2 separate regions of the Homo sapiens genome follow, and region 2 is linked to region 1. A link is an interaction called in ENCODE POLR2A ChIA-PET data of the cell type or tissue named here. Cell type or tissue: A673. All regions are shown on one strand. Each heading gives the region's core, and the rest is flanking DNA. Links, peaks and the distances in the headings are about the cores only.

Evidence for each region. ChIA-PET counts read pairs that join two places held together with the same protein. Peaks named below come from ENCODE experiments on the same cell type or tissue, not always from the same donor. Only the 100,000 strongest peaks of a DNase experiment are listed, where the experiment ranks them.
Region 2: POLR2A ChIA-PET joins it to region 1 with 5 read pairs; 1 of 35 experiments calls an interaction of 5 or more read pairs at or near these places.

Annotation. Positions count from the first base shown.
Region 1 is chr2:4,765,448-4,768,368 of GRCh38, reverse strand. No RefSeq gene overlaps it. Among named protein-coding and RNA genes, the nearest start is that of LINC01249, 110 kb to the right of the region's middle. In A673, for the core only: no CTCF peak of the experiment used is centred there; no DNase peak of the experiment used is centred there; H3K27ac peaks cover 791 bases.
Region 2 is chr2:5,251,352-5,254,272 of GRCh38, reverse strand. No RefSeq gene overlaps it. Among named protein-coding and RNA genes, the nearest start is that of LINC01248, 440 kb to the left of the region's middle. In A673, for the core only: no CTCF peak of the experiment used is centred there; no DNase peak of the experiment used is centred there.

The sequences.
Region 1 (2,921 bases), core at 169-2,668:
AAGGAGTCAATTATAACCAGAATCTGTATTCAAACTCTTTAACAACCAGTGCACCGTGTGCCCCAACCTGTCAGAGTAGAAGCTGGCTCCAGGGCCCTGGATGCACTCTGCTGTGCCAGACTTGACTGTTTACTTGCCTGATTGTGAGGACAAGACAGCTTGTGATTTTGAGAGAGGGCCAGAGGTGTGGGGAGCGGAGTGAGACCCTGTTGGCAGTGGGAAGGGAGGAGGTTGAGGCAGTGGATAGGAACAGTCTGGCCATATGGAATAGTTCCGTATCTTAACAACTGCTCCAGCTGCAAATAAGCCCTGAATTTAACCATTTCCTGGGCTCAGAGTGCACAAGGAATCCCAGGGAGGGAAGAACTGCCCTGTGGCATCACCTCTTTTCCCCATTACTTGCAACACAATGATGCTGAAACCTCAGAAATCCTCCAACAAATGAAGCAATGGAAAAGTGCTAGGAGGTAGAGCACTGAGCAAGGAGAAAGTATCAAATAGGATGACCACTCCCAGGTTCTTTCTTGGAGTTGTATAGATGAGGGAAGAGCAGAAGTTTTGACATGCAGCAGGTTTAGGAGTTTAGTTTGAATCCTGGCCTAAATATTCTATTTTCTGAAGTGAGGAAGAGTTTTTGATTAAAGTCTAGGAACATTTTTATTCAGAAAGCGCACACAAAAGTTTTAGCTCTTCTTGTATATTCATTGGCAAGATGGTATTAAAGGTGGAATAATTGCCTTTGTATATATGAAAAGAACCCATAATAATTTAATACTAGTAATATTATGTTTTTACTTGTATATTATGTGCTAAGTACAATCTTATTGTTAACCAAAACATGAGTTAGTTTAAGGTTCACGCTGTCTATTTTTTGGGTAAGGAATGTGGGTTCAATGGTTAAGAGGGTTCCCTCAAAACACACAGCTAATAAATAAAAGGGCCAGGCTCTGTCTTCATGGGGAAAGGCAGTTCCCAGACGACCCTAATGGATCCCAATGACCATGAATAGGATGCATCAAGGGAGGATATCTGGGTAATCTCAGCTAAAAAGTGCATTCTCACAACCTGTTTTTACATAGGAATAAGAATGACCTCTGGCCAAACATGGAGGACTGAGAGTGTAACACTGTTTCCTGACATAGGAGATTGTTCTGATCAAACAATGCAACATATATCTCTTTGAGATTCAAAACAATGCAACAATTGAGCAATTGTGCTGGGCTCTGATTATGTCCACACTTTGTTTATTGGTAAAATATGTAATACATTGACCTAAATACCATAATACGTGGTGTCCCGATTCCTCACCTGTACCTTGCTTGGATCCTTCTGGGAGAAGCACGCTCATGTATTGGTGTGTGGAGGTTTGAACCCTTGCGAGCTGAGCATTTTGAAGGCCAGCACTGGCTGATAGGAGAGAGATTAATATGAACAATGAAGCAACCATGTAGCAGGATGTTTGCAAATGCGTTGAGGAGCAAAAACATCAGAGGAAGAATGAGGGTGAAAGAAGAGATTCTATCAAGGCATGAAGTTTTCTCACAGTAAGGAGGGTCTGGGAAAACCAAACCAGCAAAATCTGGGAATTGCTGGGCGAGGTCTTTCAGCTTCAGTCTAGAAACAAGGATAACTGGGTATTCAAGCCTTCATAAGAACGGCTTACAATGAAGGCCAGGCAAGACACAATTCAGAAGAAACCTAAGAGGGAGAGAAGCTGCAGTGTGCAGCCGCTTACCTAATCACCCTGTTTTCAGTATATCTTCAAATACAATCTTAACGTAGTGCTACACATTTAACATTCATTCATTATGTCATGGTCATGAAGAATTTCTTAGGTTCTTAGATGGGAAGCTAAGAGCATATGCTGTAATCTCTGCTTAAAATTACTAGGGGAAAAACATCTCAGTTTCACACATACACATAAAAACTGGGATTGTTCCTTCTTAGTCTTTGCTCTGTTTGGGCTCATTTGATGAGTGCTGAAGGCCATCTCAATTCTAGAACCACAGCACGTGGGCTTGGCAGTCGATTTTATGACAGCATGCATCCACGCTGGAGCTACAGCAAGAACGCCGCGGCCAACAGTCTGCACGTGAAAATAATGATCGTAGCTGACTGTCCCCCGAGTGTGCTTCCCCTTCTGGGAGTTAAGGGACAGTCTGTTGAAAGTCAGCCTATATGTTCAAAGGTCATGATTCTATGACTTAGGCTCACATTTATCACAGGGATAAGATAAGACCCACTTTCTGTGAAAAGGTCAGCTTCAGCAAGAGCATCAGAATCATTGTGTCGGCTGGTCTCCGGTGACTTTATTATGTGCTGCACATTCTTTATAGCCTGCCTTTGAAACCACCTGTCTAGTGTACTTCCTGCTTGTGACAATAACTGTTCCACCGTCCCATCGACACCACTCTAATTAGGATTAAACTTCACCCGCTGAGATTACCTGACTCTTTGGCACATTGCCGTCTAGCAGGCAGCAGGGGCTGCATTGCCATTTTAATAAGGAAAGGGGAAAAAAATTCAAATGGCTAATTGCTAGCAGCGGAAGAAGGGTTAATGGAACATCTGCCATGTGAATAGAGTTAATTCAAATGCAAAAGGAAATATTAAGAAAATCCTGTGCTCTGATTGATGAAGTTACAGAATGGAAAGTGTCCAAATATAATGCTGCAGCCATCCTCCTTCAGAAATATTTTGGAAATAAAACAACCCTATTTCTTTTGTTTTTGTTTTTGAAACGGAGTCTCGCTCTGTCGCCCAGGCTGGAGTGCAGTGGTGCGATCTCAGCTCACTGCAACCTCTGCCTCCCAGATTCAAGCGATTCTCCTGCCTCAGCCTCCCGAGTAGCTGGGACTACAGGAGCCCACCACCACGCCCGGCTAATTTTTGTATTTTTAGTGGAGATGGGGTTTCACCAT
Region 2 (2,921 bases), core at 295-2,794, 490 kb before region 1:
GCAACTAGTGCAAAGATATTTGGTTCGTTTATTAAAAATAGTCAATGAGGGTTGTTTAGTCAATTCCTAGTTTCCTTTTGAACAATTCTTTTATCTGTATTATTATATGATTAGGAGAAAATCCACATTGAACTTCCATTTAATTTTAGAGAAAAGAAAGGGATGGCATGGCTACATTGATCTGAGAGAAATAAATTAAAAAGACACAACGTTCAAACAAAAGTGTCTTTGTGTATCCTTCTCTATGACAATCTTGTGTTCCCATGCCATTAATCATGAGAAGAAGAAATGTTAGAACTCAGATTTTAGGGGTGAAGGATACATATGTAAAAAAGACAAAGTCTGGATGTGAACTTTAATAAATGTGAAATCAATAAAAATTTATCGAATGCTTAATTTAATGATTGGGCATACAGGACTGAATAAGACACCTTGACCTGTCTTCAGAGAACTCACATTCAGCATGCAGTGGATACTCCACAAGGAAATGTAACAGGACGCAGTGATTGCTTCAGTAGACGTACAAACGCAGTGGAAAGAACAGCTTGCTTTGAGTTCACTTAGGGAGGTATTCTCAGAACCGATTCATGGGACATTCCTTGAAGGATGAATTAAAGCTTGCCGGAAAGACAGAGAGGTAAAATTCATTCTAGTCAGATGTACTAGCGCGAGACCAGCTCCAGCTGGCTGCTCATTCCCTGATTTAAGATTTGAAATTTAGTTTGATTTTCTCCTTGGTCCTTTTTTCTTCTTTTCCTGTCGCCTATACTAATCTTGCCTTTTAATCCTAATTAAGGATTGAAAGTGCTGAAATAAGCAATTTTCCTCACTTTCTAGCCCTGTCCTGGGCAGTCTCAACGATAGAGAAGTCTGCGGACATGAGGTCGGTGTTGGCAATGCACAGGTTCGTCCCCCAACCGGACCCTCTTCTGGGGTACACCTGCCTCTAGCTGTTGCTCCCCATGCATGGGGGTTCTCCTGGGCTCCCTTGGTCTGACACAAAAGCCTCTTGAACTCTCTTCCTCACCTCCTCAAACTCACTCTTCAAAAACCCCAGGATATAAATTCAGATCGCGTCATACCACTCTGCTGCCTAAAAGTTTCAATGGCTTTCATTTCCTTTGAGATTAATTTCAAAAACCTGAACAGCACCTGTGAAATCCTGCTCAGTTGAATCCCAGGTTCCCTCTCAGCTTCCTCGCTTGGCTCCCCACTCCCTCCCAGCTCTGCCCTCACAGGGCCTCTGCCTTAGAAGAAGCAGCCTCTGTCCACCTCAGGGCTCTCCCATCTGCTTCTTCTGTCCATGATTCTCCGTCTGTTGCTCTGTGCATCAGGAATTATTTTCCCATCATTTTTCAGGGAAACCTTGCTAGGTCCCTCAGACTAGCTTCTATCTCCACTTAGTACATGCAGCATGTAATACAATCACAGTTTAATTGTAATAAATCTGTTCATCATGCAAGATTCTATGTTCCCACGGGCAAGGATTGTGTGCTCTTCACTGCCATATTCCCTGCGGTTGAGGAATGAATAGAAGAAAAGAAGAAAGGAAAGAAGAGTGGGAAAAAAGGCAGGCATATATGAGGAAGATAGAAGAACATTTCTAAAATGATAAATTAATATCATTATATATTCACCAAATTGTGAGTAATCCAAGAAGGTAGGTTCAAGAGTTGACCAATTAGAGAAAAATATGAAATTAAGATAAACATGAGAAATACAGGTCCTATGTTATAAACTCTTGACTAGAAGAAAGGAGACAGAGCTCCATTCTCTATCTAAGTTAAGTGTGCCATTCTGAGGAAGTCACTTAAGCTTTCTGGGTCTGAGCTTATTCAACAGTAGAAGGAGGAGCTGTGATGAAAAGATACACCATGGAATACTATGCAGCCATAAAAAAGAATGAGATCATGTGTTTTGCAGGAACATGGATAAAGCTGGAAGCTAATTATCCTTAGCAAACAACTGCGGGAACGGAAAAACCAAATACTGTATGTTCTCACTTATAAGTGGGAGCTAAATTATGAAAACATATGAACACAAAGAAGGAAATAGACAGTGGGGTCTACTTGAGGGCGGAGGGTGGAAGGAGAGAGGTGAGCAAGAAAGATAACTACTGGGTACTGGGCTTAATTCCTGGGTGATGAAATAATTTATATGACAATTCCCCATGACACAAGTTTACCTACATAACAAATCTCCACATGTACCCCCAAACCTAAAATAAAAGTTAAAAAATGCCTCAAAATTCTAAGATTCTAAGAATAAGTGGCATGGCCAAAAAGTAACCCTTTTTGGCAGAAAGCAAGCATAGTGGAAGAATAGAGAAGAAATGGAAGAGACTGAAAACAAGCAAAAAAGAAAGCCACTAGGAGAACACACGGATCACATTTACCCAGCAGATTGTGGAAAAGCTGCGTGACATCGAGCTTTGCCTGATTGGTCTTATTGGAGTCAGTGAGAAATAACTATGTGTCTCAGATTTGATGAAGGAGGAAACCAAAAGCGAACTCTGAAGAGACTGACATGTAGACGAACCATCATGAGAACTGAAGTCAACCGATCTTGGTTTTAAATCCAGTTGTAATCACGTCTGGCCACACCATTTGGTGACCCAATCAGAGGCTCAGAACCCTCAATTATTAAGCAAGGATAATAATGTCTATCTTCATTTCACAAGAATTAAACAAGTTAATATAAATAAAAGCAACTGACACAGTGTATGCTCAGAAATACTTGCTCAATGAAGGAAGTTAGAGTTGAAGAGGAGTAGTGTGGACTGGCCGGGAACCATCACTGCATTTAGGAGTTGCACCATCTGTGAGTGATTTGACAATGGAGGTGGCAACCTGACTAGCAAGTAAAAGATTGATTATGCTACATGAGTAAAAAATTGACGAGATCAAGTAATTGGACATGCT